Regions from separate parts of the Homo sapiens genome. Here regions 2, 3 and 4 are each linked to region 1. The links are chromatin contacts, found by Hi-C or POLR2A ChIA-PET in ENCODE. All regions are on one chromosome and are shown on one strand. Each heading gives the region's core, a stretch centred on a gene start or an enhancer-like site at or near the end of the contact. The rest is flanking DNA. Distances are from core to core; before and after follow the strand shown. Region 1 holds the start of KLF12 (KLF transcription factor 12). Region 2 holds the start of FBXL3 (F-box and leucine rich repeat protein 3). Region 3 holds the start of KCTD12 (potassium channel tetramerization domain containing 12). Region 4 holds the start of CLN5 (CLN5 lysosomal BMP synthase).

Region 1 (3,092 bases), core at 421-2,920:
TGCCTTCCTAAGACGCATCTTAGGCTGTGGGACCCCTCCTCTAGGTTGGACCACCCATCCCATTTTCCCCAGAACCTAGGAGTGGCAAGAGGCAGAGAACGCACCAGGCAGACGCCGCCTTTGTTGTCATTAGGAACGCACACCGCGCCTGAAGTGGCTGGAAACCGCCACACCGATGGGGAGCCCAGCTGGCCCTGGCTCACATTCGTGCCTTCGTTCTCATTTCCTGTTTCTCGGCCTCTCCCTTGTTTCTCTTCCCACCCCACTCCACGCCACAGTACAGCAAAGCTTTCTCTCTGCACACAAACTTCCCCTTCCCGGCCTTCCCACAGCCCTGGCGATTTCCCACGCGGGGCGGGCCGGGCCGGGGGCGCGGGGCAGGGGAATACTGTCGTGCCCGGAGCGCCGCGCTCACCTAGGATGGTGAGGAGGCGGGCCCACAGCCTCCCGCCTCCGTCCGCCGCGCGCCCCGCCCGCCCGGCCGCTTCCGCCCCGTCTGCTCCCCGCCCCCGCCGACCCTCCGGCTCGGCGCTGACCCCGCGCCCTCCGAGCCGCCGCGGGAACTGCAGGGCCGCCCGGCCGCCTCCTCCCTCTCCCGCCCCACAATCCCGCGGATCCGCTCCCCGGGGCGCGGAGGCGGGGAGGGAGGGGCTGCCGGGGAGAGCGTCAAGGACTCGGCTCCGGGCCGTCCGCTTCTTGGGGCTCCGCTCTGGGCGTGGGGCAGTGGAGCTGGACTCCCTTCCCCGCCGCCCCCGGGCCCCGCGGGGGTCTGCAGATCCCGCTTCCTCTGCCCCAGTCCTCCAAGTTTGCGTGCTTTCCCACAGAACTGGCGCAGGCAGGGGCCCCTTCGCTGGGGTGGCGAGGCCAGGCGCGCATCTCCGCCTCGCCCCCATTCATCCCGCCAAGGTGAAGCGCAGGGAAAAGGGGCGCCCCCGCTTCGCCCGCAACGTGCGTCGCTCCGGAACCCAAACAATGACTCCCCTGCCTGCCGCGCCCGGCCCTCCGCCCGCCCCACCGGCGCGCGGGGGGCACCGCCCGCGGGGCTGCCCCTGCCTGACCCCATTGTTGCCCGGCGCGGGCGATGCCCGGCGCCCAGGGGCGGTCCCCGCGAGCTGCCCCACAGTCCCGGCCGGCTCCGCCCACACCTTTCCAAGTTCGCTGGCGGGCGAGCCGCGGGGACGACCCGGGCGACAGCCCCCTCCCTCCACTGCGCGCCCCCACCCGGGCGGGTGCGGCGAGGGGTGGGGGCCCAAGCGGGCTGCACGCTTTTTGGGTCCCCGAATTCTCCTAAGCCTGTCTGGCGCGCTCTGACACAAAAGAGGAGACTTTCTCGCGGCTCGGCGCGAGTCCTTGCCCAGCGAGTTGCTCTCCAGGGGTCCCTCCCGCCGCAAGCCCCCGCGGGCCCCCTCGGCCGACGACTCCCCGAGCTCCCAGGGCCATGTGTGGGTTATTTGGGGTGCCGCAGCAAAGTGGTGCAGGTGAAAGGGAAGCGCTGCCGAGGCCCGGGGCCGGAGGGCGGGGGCAGGGGTGGGGCGGGGTGGGGCGGGGTGGAGGCGCCGCGGACCCAGCCCGGCGGTCCGGGCGGGGAGGCGAGGGCCGGGCAGTGGGTGTTGCCTTCTACCTCTGCGAGCGGGGAGGGGTTAGTTTCCCACAGGGGATTTCAACCATCACACTCAGAGCCCGCCTCCTAATCCTCGGGCGGAGCGGCTCGGGGGCCCCATTTTATGGCAATAAAGCGACTTAGCGCCTGCTGAGCGAGCCCCTCCCCGCCGCCGCCCCCGCCCTCGGCCCCACCCCGGGGCTCGCCGGCAGCGGCGGGGCTTTGTTTCTGGGGAGGAGGACCCGGAGCTCTTTTGTTTGGGGGTTTCTTGTTTTCGGCCCCCCCCCTCACAGCACCCCACCCCACCCCACCCCAAGCGCCTCTCCGGTTTCCTGAGCTGCGGGCTGCGAGGGAGGAGAAGCGGCGTCCTGCAACCCCCTCGGCTGGGCCCCGGGGTAATTCGATGCGGGCCTGGCGAGGCTCCCCACACTAGACCGGGGCTCGCAACTCGGCAGCCTCCACCCACCGGCCCACCCTACATTTAGCGCATCATGTGATCCGGGTAAGTCATTTGCAAGTACAACAGTTCCCCGGGTTGCCCCCCATTCATTTCCTGAGAACTGCAGAGAGCCGCTGAGAGGCTCTGCGTGTGCGTGTGCGCGGGTGACGCCGTGTGTGTGCGAGTGTGTGTGTGTGTGTGCGCGCGCGCGTGTGAGAGAGAGAAAGGGAGAGAGAGAGGGGGACTCTGTGTGAGGGAAAGAAAACAATTTCTCCTGCTCTGCAGCTTCTGTTCAGGTCTGTGCCGATTCCGTTTCTTATCAAAATAAACAACCCCCTCCTCTTTTTTTTTTTTTTTTGCCATCCCAAATCAGACCGTATTCTCTTAACGTGTTTTATTTTCCTTCTGTCATCTGCTCAAGTTAAATCATTTTGGTTGGTCTGTGTTCTTAAAGGGGGAAAGTGCTGGGAAGCGGGAGGGGGCCGGGGAAGGGCGATGCTGTTGCAAAGCAAGTAGCGTCGGTCGGATTCGTGGAGAAGAAAGAAGGAGGTTTCTTCCCCACCTCCCCTAATTTTTTTTTTCCAGAAGAAGTTATCAAGTAACGTGAATTAAGCAAGTGTTTTTCTACCCCTAGTGGAATTGTTGGTTGCAGTGTTTGCCTGACAGTTGCCAAGGATGTGAAATAAAACCCCAGGGCTGAACTTGGGGGGGAGGGGGGGCTCGTGGAAGTAGTTGGCCCCCCGGCCTCGAGCGGGGTGGATGAATAGCTCCGCACCGGGACCGTGTGGGCTGTGTGTGCGCGCTGGAGAGAGTGGAGGGGAAGGGGTTAAGGCGGAGATGACACTGCTGGCATGAATAGTGCTCCTGGTGCTACATTCATTATTGTCTCTGGTCGTAATGATGTGTAACTGTCACTTGCTACAGTGCCTGGTCCATGCAAGTAGCCAGGGGCTGGCCGGTGGCTGTTATTTTCAATTACGGGGGACCTGGCCGGAGTTGACAAGGGGCAACTTTGTACGTCCACCCGGGCCGGGAACCCGCAGAGCCGGCCTG
Region 2 (3,382 bases), core at 294-2,793, 2.9 Mb before region 1:
GCCTGTATTTGACTTATTTGTTTTTCCTTAATAATTATCATTGTCCTTCTTAGAACTTCCTATTGTTCCTCATCATCCAGTCACTGAGGGACCTAAACAAATGTTGCAGCTCAGGCAAATCCACACTCTTATGCTACTAGAGGCTTTGTACAGTTTGATTCAGTGATCTGACAGCTGACAGGCCCTTAAAAAACACCGAACAAACAACACTGGCATTTCCCCACATTGAATTCATTTTATTATAGAAACAGTCTCACTCTCTCACCCAGACTGAAGTGCAGTGGTGACATCATAGGTCACTGTAACCTCCTACTCCTGGGCTCCAGCCATCCTCTCGATTCAGCCTCCTGAGTAGTAGCCGGGATTACACCAAGCTCGTCTGATTTTTTAAAATTATTACTCTTCTATTTTTTTGTAGAGACAAGAGTCTGGACATATTGCGCAGGCTGGTCTCCAATTCTTGACCACAAGCAACCCTTCTGCCTTGGCTTCCCAAAATGTTGGGATTACAGACATAAGCCTGTACCACTCCTGGCCTCACACTGAACTTCGACGTAACTTTATACATGGCTTCCTAGCTCAATTTCTTGAGAAAACGGGAAGAACGGAGAGCTCCCTGGGCACCACTGCTTTTCAGTGTCTTATACATGGGTCTGAGTGTTCTAAGACATCTTTGAATGGAAAACTACTTTCTCTCTTTTTTTTTGGAGGTGTAGAGAGGAATGGCGCATGATTCAACTTAATGATATTGCACCTAAGAATGTTTCTAACTGTAAGAAAACGCAGTATCAAAAAATCCAAACTTTAAAACAAGTCAACTAGGTAGCAGTTACAAAGATGCCTTGATTTACAAAAGGATTCACCAGAGGTTTTCTTTTCAGCAGCTTTGTAATCCTTTACTTTCCCCATTGCGTTTCAAAAGCTATTTACAAATTTCAGGACTCTATTTCATAAAGCAAATGTCGTTTTTAAAATGTAATAACTCTAATGATAAAAGCCACTTTAGAAATATTGGGAAATACAAATATTTGAAAAACAAAAACCATGTGCAATCCCAGCGTTAATACTCTCACTATTCTGGTACATTTCCTTGGCATCTTTTAAGCACCACTTATGCACATCGATGCGCGGGTCTTCGGAGACTGTATTTAACTCCTCGGTTTCAGGCATCCGGGGCGGCCACCCGCGGGCCGCGGTCCCCAGCAGGCTCCGGCGAGACTCCTTCCTTTCTTTTTTCTGCTCCACCTCCCTAAACCTTCCAGTTTCAGCCACAGATAGTCTCTTCCACATATAGCTAGCTTCAGCCCTCCCACATTCCATCTCAAAACAACAAAAAAAATCCCCTTCAAGCGGGAGTCACATCTCTGGCAGGAAGGCAGAGGCTCGTCCCACAGCAAGGAGACTGGGGCGGCCGCAGCGCGCGCTCCCGCTTGGGCGCGGCCCTACTCCCGCCGGGCTCCGCCCCCCCCCCGCCCCCTTCCCGCCCCCTTGGGCGGGGACGCGCCAGGGAAGCGCGCGGCCGCGAGCCCTGGGCGCCATTTTAGACTCGCTGTTTGTGGCCCAGGTGCAGGAAGCTTACGCGGTGGCAGCCGCTCGCTGAGGTAGTCTCTCGCGGCGCCGGGGATCCCTGAACACAGACAGCGCGGGACTGAGAAGGAAAGCTTCTTTCTGGGCAGCCAGAGCCGCAAAGGTGGAGCCGCGTTGGCGCCCTCCGCGGGACCAGCGCCTCGGATGCGGGCGGAGCGCGGGGGGCCGCGGCTGCGGGAGCGCGAAGCGGGGGGCCAGGGGCGCCTCATGTGAGAGCCGCGGGACCTGCAGCCGCCGCCGTCCCCGGAGCACGGGGTGGTGTGTGGGGGAAGCCGCCCCCGGCAGCAGGTAACGGCGGAGGGGCAGGGCCGAGCCCCGCTGCGACGGCGGAGCCGGGGAGGGACCGCGGACCGTCTGTGGGCGGGCCGGGGTGGGGTGGGGTGGGGGGGGGCGCGGGGGCCGGGGCGCGCGCGGGCCGCTCCTCAGGAGTGCCGGGCGGGGCGCGGGGCGCGGCACCCAGACCTTGGAGCTTGCTTGGGGGCGTTTCCCCGCCGTGCCTGCTTCCAAACATGTCAACAAGGCGTGGTGCGTGTGCGGCGGCCGCCTGCAGCCTGCCCGCGACGCCGCCGCTCCCGGGTTCGCCGCGGCTCCTGCCAGGCTTTATGACCCTTGGCGGGGGCTGGTGACAGGCACCATGGAGCTCGCACTCTGTGGGCTCTCCCGGCGTCGGCTACGCCCGTGCTGGTAGCTTGAGCAATGAGGCACTGAAATGTCAAAGCAAACTGCCCAGGGTGGGGCGCATGAGAAATGTCAGGGGAAGCCAGTCGGTGGGGAGGTGGCGCAGGGAGGAGGGGACGCCCCTGCCGCTTAGCCAGGCGAAAAACTTGGTCAACTTGTGTTGAGCGGATTCGCGTCTGCCTTTGGCGTGGGCAGTCCTTTAGGTGGGGTTGCAGACAGGGGTCAGGAAGCAGCCCAGTAAATGGTCTGTATCTCCAAGCTGAGAGGTGAGAGAGATCATTTTTATTTTGTCGTTGCTAATGATATCCAGTTGAGTGACCCAGATTTTTTAATTAGAATCCTCCTTTTCTAACTTGAAAAAAAAGTAACTTAGTTTCTGTTATCTCTGAAATATTTATAAAAATACCATCAACTATCAGTTATCTATCTATCTATATGACCTGTAGACAGATTTTCGCCACTGTGCGCTCTCTAAGCATTTAGTTGTGAGTTAACCTCTTTATAGTGTTTTATTCTTGTAGTTCAGCCAAAGAATGCATATTAGTTTGATATTAGTAAAAGCAGAACAGAAAGGAACTGTGATGCCAAAATAGGCTTTTTAGAGTTAACTACAAATGAGCATTTAAAATTATTGCATGCCCAGTGTAAAAGTGCCTAATACAACGATGCACACGGCTAGCTGTTCACTTCCGGTCTTCACCTAATGAAGTTGCTTCTTTCAAAGTTTTTTTTTTTTTTTTTTTTTTTTTGAGACAAGGACTCACTTTGTCACCCAGGCTGGAGTGCAGTGGCGCGATCTCGGCTCTAGCGATCCTCCCACCCCAGGCTCCCTAGTAGCTGAGACTACAGGCATGGGCCACCATGCCCAGCTAATTTTTGTAGAGACAGGTTTCATCGTGTTGCCCAGGCTGGTCTCAAACTACTGAGCTCAAGCGATCCGCCCGCCTTGTCCTCCCAAAGTGCTGGGATTACAGGCGTGGCCCACCGCGCCCACCTGGAAAGTTTATGGAACATAGAGTTAGTTCACTAACTCCTTGTGCTGCTCAGCTAGTCTGTGGTCTTTCCTCAGTAGTTTGCTATTTAGCAGTTTGTAGTCATATCAGTCCCTCACCAAAAG
Region 3 (3,304 bases), core at 805-3,304, 2.8 Mb before region 1:
ACAAGACTGTAGGAGCAGAAGTAGAAGCAGTTAGGAGACCAGTGCAATAATCCAGGCAAGAGATGATGGTGGCTTGGTCCAGGGTGATGATAGGGAGATGGTGAAATACGTTAATAGTCTAGAAAGATTTTTAACACAGAGCTGGCAGGATTTGCTGATGCAATGAGCAATGGTAATTATACAAAAATATGTGCAGAACTGATACAAAGAAGGCTTTTCTTGGATTTGTAGAAAAGAGGCTGGTTTTGTCAGGTCTCTGACACTAATATAACGCCTAGTAGCACAACCACCTCGAAATCCTGCACTGGGACTTGGAAGTTTTGTGTTATCTATTATTTATCCCAAAGAACAGAACAACAACAAAAAAAGAATGTTGAAATACATTCAGTATCAAAATCTGTACTTGCAATTAAGATAACTGGTTTGGGGGTTGATCTCATTTCAGCACACTGACATGAGCGCGGTAATTGTTGAGCAGATATAAACATTTCAAAATAAAAATGACATTTATCTGTGAGGAGACTGTGAAGCTCACTGGGTAGTTACACAGAAGGATAAATTTTATCAAGAACAAAGATCTTGCCTGATTTATCCTGATGTGTGGTCTATACTTCAAACTGATGTGATAACTGCGCAGACCCCTGACCCTTTGCTTATTGGGCTACACTGAAAGCGCTTTGGAGATTATTCGCCTTTGCATTCCTCACTCCCTGGTGCCCTGCAAATAATAGCAGGTACACAAGAAACATTCAGTGACCCAATCATTTCTTGACACCCTCCTCTGCACTCTTCTCTTTTTGCAGCATTCAGGAGCTCTTACTTATTTTCATACCCAAATCAGTGATCAGATAATCACTCATAAATATGACATTTCAGAACGTGCTGGGAGCAGCGCAGACAGTGTGTAGGGAGCCATCCAGAGGCCCCACCCACCTGGGAAGCCAGGGAAAGCTTCCAGGGGGAGGGGGCGGTTCTGTGGGCTGCAGTCCGAGGGGGAAAAGCAAACGTGTAGGCAGCAGGAGTTGAGAGATGGGATCCAGACAAGGGCCTTCAGATATATAAATATCCCTTTCTGAGACTGACGGGAACTTGGACAGGGCCGAAGAGTGACCGAGGCATGCGGGAGAGAAGGGGCGCCTGGACTTTTGGAAGGATAAACATGCAGGCGCCAAAGGTGGCTTTAAAAATTACGTTAGATCTGCAACTGTTGTGAGTCTAAGGGCGCGATTCAACGAAGGCTGAATGGGACCCGGAGACCGAACGTTCCGGAGTCTTACCCCTTCACTTCGAAGTGAAGTGCCTCGAAGGCCCTGCGGGAAGAGGGAATTGCAATTAAGAGCAGATTTGAAGCTTCATCTCATTTTGTCTCTGCAGCCAGAAAATAAACTATCGTAAAGCATCCTACTGCGGGACACTGAGGTTTGCTTTTTGTTTCTAGGTTTATTTATTTATTTTCCAGGCTGGCTGCAAGGCAACTTGAACAAAATCTGGCTGCGCTCGGACTGGGGCGGCTCTTTCGTCTCTCCAGGTTTTTCGCGTCTCTCTACTTTCAGTGACACGACAACCAACGATGGCAGGCCGCAGCTGCACTGCTGGAAGCGCCCAGTTCCGCAGGCGGGAGGGCCGGAGGCGGCCACGCATTTCCACTCCCGGGGCGACAGGCTTCCGAAAGTTCACGTCCTCCTTCCAGAGTCCTTGGGTGCGGGCTGGGGCGAGAGGGGAGGGGGCGCGGTGACTGTCCCTCCAAGGAGCTGTCTTCCGAAGCCGCCAAGTCTCGGGCGGGTCCTCTTCGGAAGAGGGAGAAAGTTGGGCGGGACCACGGGGCGGGGCTGGTGGGTGGGGAGCGGGTGGGAGTCCGGGCGCCCCCAGCGCTCGCGAGCCGGGGTGGAGCCAGCAGCCCCGCGTGGCGTCCGCGTTTAAGATGCAAATCGAGTCCCCGCTCCCCACCTCCCCTCGCCCGGTAAGCGAGGCTCCGCCGCCGCCCACGCCTCCTGCGCGCCACGGCACCAGAGCAGGCGGCTCTACTTAAGCAGCGCGCGGGCCGCGACCCGGCACTCGCCTGGAGCGCGCGGGCAAGGCGGGCGGAGCGCACTGGAACTCAAGGGGGCGCACAGCGGCGCGCTCGCACCGCTCGGCTCCGCGCGGCTCTAGGAGGTGGCGGCGGTGGCGGTGGCGGCGGTGGCGGCGGCGGCGGCGGCGGGGCGCAGGGCTGAGCGAGCGTCCGGGTTCCGGGGCTCCGGGGAAGGCGGTTGCAGCTCCTGAGTGCAGCGCGGCTTCCTGCCACTGTCCCGGCCCGGCCACCTCTCTGTCATGGCTCTGGCGGACAGCACACGTGGATTACCCAACGGGGGCGGCGGCGGGGGCGGCAGTGGCTCCTCGTCGTCCTCCGCGGAGCCACCGCTCTTCCCCGACATCGTGGAGCTGAACGTGGGGGGCCAGGTGTACGTGACCCGGCGCTGCACGGTGGTGTCGGTGCCCGACTCGCTGCTCTGGCGCATGTTCACGCAGCAGCAGCCGCAGGAGCTGGCCCGGGACAGCAAAGGCCGCTTCTTTCTGGACCGGGACGGCTTCCTCTTCCGCTACATCCTGGATTACCTGCGGGACTTGCAGCTCGTGCTGCCCGACTACTTCCCCGAGCGCAGCCGGCTGCAGCGCGAGGCCGAGTACTTCGAGCTGCCAGAGCTCGTGCGCCGCCTCGGGGCGCCCCAGCAGCCCGGCCCGGGGCCGCCGCCCTCGCGGCGCGGGGTGCACAAGGAGGGCTCGCTGGGTGACGAGCTGCTGCCGCTTGGCTACTCGGAGCCCGAACAGCAGGAGGGCGCCTCTGCCGGGGCGCCGTCGCCCACGCTGGAGCTGGCTAGCCGCAGTCCGTCCGGGGGCGCGGCGGGCCCGCTGCTCACGCCGTCCCAGTCGCTGGACGGCAGCCGGCGCTCGGGCTACATCACCATCGGCTACCGCGGCTCCTACACCATCGGGCGGGACGCGCAGGCGGACGCCAAGTTCCGGCGAGTGGCGCGCATCACCGTTTGCGGAAAGACGTCGCTGGCCAAGGAGGTGTTTGGGGACACCCTGAACGAAAGCCGGGACCCCGACCGTCCCCCGGAGCGCTACACCTCGCGCTATTACCTCAAGTTCAACTTCCTGGAGCAGGCCTTCGACAAGCTGTCCGAGTCGGGCTTCCACATGGTGGCGTGCAGCTCCACGGGCACCTGCGCCTTTGCCAGCAGCACCGACCAGAGCGAGGACAAGATCTGGACCAGCTACACCGAGTACGTCTTCTGCAGGGAGTGAGCTCCCCAGACCCCCT
Region 4 (3,063 bases), core at 157-2,656, 2.9 Mb before region 1:
CAATTCTTGTTCTATTGAGTAATTTTGACTTCTTACAAACATTTTATTATTAACATTTTCCAGAAAACTAGCTTCAACCACAAACTTCTCTTTCCACGTAGTATATCACACAAAACAAAAAAGTGTTGTAAACATTTCAGTGAGCAGAATACACTATCTAGGTTTGACAACAGCTGGCATTTTACTAGATTTAATCCTTCCAGCAAACCTATGAGGTACGTGCTACCACTATTCCTATTTTTTGACTCAGGGCATGTGGGCACAGAGATTCTGAGTAACTTTCCCAAGATCCCTGGTGATGACAGAGCCAGATTTGACCCGCAGCAGGCAGAACTCCTTCCCACTCATACTGTCATACAAAATAGCTGTTTTTTTCAGGTTTGTTGTGTGCAGTTTTAGCTGTTGATTACTTATGCTAGTAAGTTAAAATTATGTCCAATGATGCTTTTGGTTTAAAGAAAAATAGCTGTTTTCAAAAACTGCTGGTCTTTCTCCTGCCTGATGTTGACACCATGTTTTCTTTCTCTGTGTTTAGCTATCTCTGACCGCCGGAGGCTGTGTCTTCTCTGTCAAAGGCTGGAATCGACCTCCCAGGTGTGCGGGCTCTGTCCCCGACTTAGGACCGGCGTCCTACCTCCAGGCTGAAGACTGGACAAAAGCGGTGACAATCTTCCCGGTCTAACCAGGACTGCAGGAGACGGGGATTCCCGGGATGCGCGACTTTTGAGGGCAAAACTGGGAAGTCCCAATAAGGACTTCGGATCAGGTTCTGATCAGGTTCAAACCAGAGCGAGTTGGTCGCCCAGTAAATTGTACCAAATGTTCCGCGGTAATAACTAACGACAGTGCATGATATAAATAAATGCGATAGACAGTGTTTTTAAACTACTCAAGAAATCAGCTACTTGTACCCAGAAGTCCCTCCATTAAATAACATTACTCTCCTTTTCTTCTTCCACGATTCAGGACTGTCCTGAGTCTGCCGCAAGTGACCAGAGGGGACGAAAGGTCCCAGGGCTGCACGTAACGAGCGGCTGCGACTCCCCAGTCCTCAACTTTGCTCTCAAGTGCGCTCCGAGCGTCACCCGGCGCTGTCCCCGCACCATCTCGTGACCCGACACAAACCACGGTGAGCAGGGGTCCCCGCCCCAGCACCCCATCCCCCATCGTCAACGCCGACCCCAACCCCGACAGTGCGCGCGCCGCCGCACTCACTTGTAGGGCACCGGCCAGTGGCGCCGGGAGGGGATGCCCGAGACCCGGGACCAGCCCGGAACCACCGCGAGCCAAAGCAGCGCCAGGGCCCAGCACCAGGAAGCGCGTCCCCGAGCCGCGCCCGCGCCCCGCCGCATCTCGGCGCCCTGTGCCGTGTCTACCTCCTGCGCCATCAGGCTGCACCCAGTACTTCCGGAGCCTCTCGAGGCCTGCGACGCCGGTGGGAGGAGCATGCGCGGAGCCGCCAGTCCGGGACGCGGGGCGCCTTGCCCCTGCGCGTCAGCTCCAGAGCTTGGCCCCAAGCGCAGGTTCCGGCGCATGACACCTCCCCGCGCCCGGCCCGCGGCGGCTTCCACACTTTGCAGTCCAGGAAGGTGCTTTGGTCTGGCTCCCAGGAGAATTCGATCCAGACCTGGGGCGTCATCTTTTATGAATTGACCTGTCCTTGCCCAAAAGCCACCACCAAAACCAAAAATCTGTCACCGGGGCTCCTCCCAACACCGAACTTTTACCCCATCCCACAGGGCCCACGCTAGGTGTCAACAAACGTTGAGTGAACGAGAATGTGTATTTGGAGCTGAGGGTGCAGGGCTGGGGGTGCAGTGAGGAAGAAGGGACAATAGTGCGGAAATGGCTCGTCGTCACCCGACCTGGGCCAGTCATAACAGTGGTTAACACTGACAATATGTGGTCCCTGCCACTCCCCAAGTGCTTAGTGGGGAAATGACTCGTCCTCACTCGACCTGGGCCAGTGATAACAGTGGTTAACACCGACAATATGTGGTCCCTGCCACTACCCGAGTGCTGCCGAATCTACCCCCTCCCCTACCGCTCCCCTCACAGGCAGGTGTTCCTTGCTTGGATCTGTCACTTCACTGGAAAGAAGTTTCTGCATCACCTTCTCTTCTTTGACTCTTCAACTAGGTCAAGAAAACAATGGCATCAATTACCCGGCTTTTGAGGAGCCTCTTGTGGCATGCTTTGCTGTTAGGCACAAATACTGACTTAAGTCTATACGTAGTACATTCAGGGCCTTGCCATAGTCACTTGTTTTTACCAGACAGCAGTTTTGCAGGGCCTTAGACCGGGACTTTCCAATTCCTTCACTTCACCCACAACTCGTGTGAAGCATCATAATGTTTGTAAGCCTATGGGAATAAGCAAGGTGGCTTCGGTAGCCGGAGATGACCACCACAATCCATTGGAGGATATGTAGCTTGTGGGGGTGTCACTGACTTCCTTGGGCCCTCCAGGTCTCTTGATTACATATGGGACTCAGTACCCTGCCCCAAACACACACTCCTTTGCCCACTTGCTGCTCCAGGTTTGGGGGTTTTGCGGAGGTTCAGGCTGGGCTGCATTTTACCATACGTTTGTCTAAGCGTTTTGATAGCTACCTAGCTCTCCTCCGTATACTATGGCCAAATTCAAAATTACCAAGGCTAAACTGGCTTCTTCAAAGACCTGCCCAAGATAAGAGGGGGAAGCATTCTAGCCCTGAGAGCTGAAATGTAATGTCTGATTTGAAGGGCACCTGAAGGATTCCGTGGCCCCACACTTGAGCCTAGCTTAAAAAGCAATCAGCAGGAACAGCTTTAAAAAAAAAAAAAAACATTGATTAGAGCATTTACAAATCCTGGAACCATACACAGTATGATGTATGAGGGCCACAGTAGATGGCCTCAACAACCAGAGCCTCCGTGGCTGCCTGGAGAGCGGTGATGCAGGCAGCAGCTTCATGAGATATTTGCAGTTTAATCCAGTCATCTGCAAGCACAATCTGCCCATCAGATTGGACTTTCTTGGAGGCAAAGAGAAGCAACTGCAGTGGGGTGACTAAAGTCATGC

The links. A loop is a pair of places that touch in the nucleus more often than their neighbours do. ChIA-PET counts read pairs that join two places held with the same protein, here RNA polymerase II (POLR2A). Pooled maps may share reads with other maps.
Region 2: a loop to region 1 is called in a map of CD8-positive, alpha-beta T cell, with 7 times the contacts of the local background. The contact joins the promoter of FBXL3 here to the promoter of KLF12 in region 1. A Hi-C loop is called at or near these places in 2 of 168 maps with a recorded cell type or tissue (CD8-positive, alpha-beta T cell and naive thymus-derived CD4-positive, alpha-beta T cell), 2 of 37 single-sample maps with no recorded cell type and 14 of 50 pooled maps. POLR2A ChIA-PET finds 5 or more read pairs at or near these places in 1 of 52 experiments (activated CD4-positive, alpha-beta T cell).
Region 3: a pooled map shows a loop between it and region 1 (12-fold over the local background). The contact joins the promoter of KCTD12 here to the promoter of KLF12 in region 1. A Hi-C loop is called at or near these places in 5 of 37 single-sample maps with no recorded cell type and 11 of 50 pooled maps. POLR2A ChIA-PET finds 5 or more read pairs at or near these places in 1 of 52 experiments (activated T-cell).
Region 4: a loop to region 1 is called in a map of natural killer cell, with 8 times the contacts of the local background. The contact joins the promoter of CLN5 here to the promoter of KLF12 in region 1. A Hi-C loop is called at or near these places in 2 of 168 maps with a recorded cell type or tissue (CD8-positive, alpha-beta T cell and natural killer cell), 4 of 37 single-sample maps with no recorded cell type and 10 of 50 pooled maps. POLR2A ChIA-PET finds 5 or more read pairs at or near these places in 1 of 52 experiments (OCI-LY7).

What each region holds. Positions count from the first base shown.
Region 1 is chr13:74,132,982-74,136,073 of GRCh38, reverse strand. KLF12 (KLF transcription factor 12) reads left to right here and starts at 1,670. Exons shown (of 8, transcript NM_001400136.1): 1 at 1,670-2,102. RefSeq lists a silencer at 174-1,923 and enhancers at 2,933-2,982, 3,013-3,092.
Region 2 is chr13:77,025,320-77,028,701 of GRCh38, reverse strand. FBXL3 (F-box and leucine rich repeat protein 3) reads left to right here and starts at 1,543. Exons shown (of 5, transcript NM_012158.4): 1 at 1,543-1,875. RefSeq lists silencers at 1,423-1,472, 1,643-1,922, 1,943-2,002.
Region 3 is chr13:76,885,155-76,888,458 of GRCh38, reverse strand. It overlaps KCTD12 (potassium channel tetramerization domain containing 12), which reads left to right and starts at 2,054. Exons shown (of 1, transcript NM_138444.4): 1 at 2,054-3,304. The coding sequence starts at 2,311. The coding sequence ends at 3,288. RefSeq lists silencers at 1,827-2,256, 2,657-2,926 and an enhancer at 2,540-3,039.
Region 4 is chr13:76,990,424-76,993,486 of GRCh38, reverse strand. It overlaps CLN5 (CLN5 lysosomal BMP synthase), which reads right to left and starts at 1,406. Exons shown (of 4, transcript NM_006493.4): 1 at 1,216-1,406. The coding sequence starts at 1,388. RefSeq lists an enhancer at 1-1,101 and silencers at 1,123-1,362, 1,823-1,892, 1,983-2,072.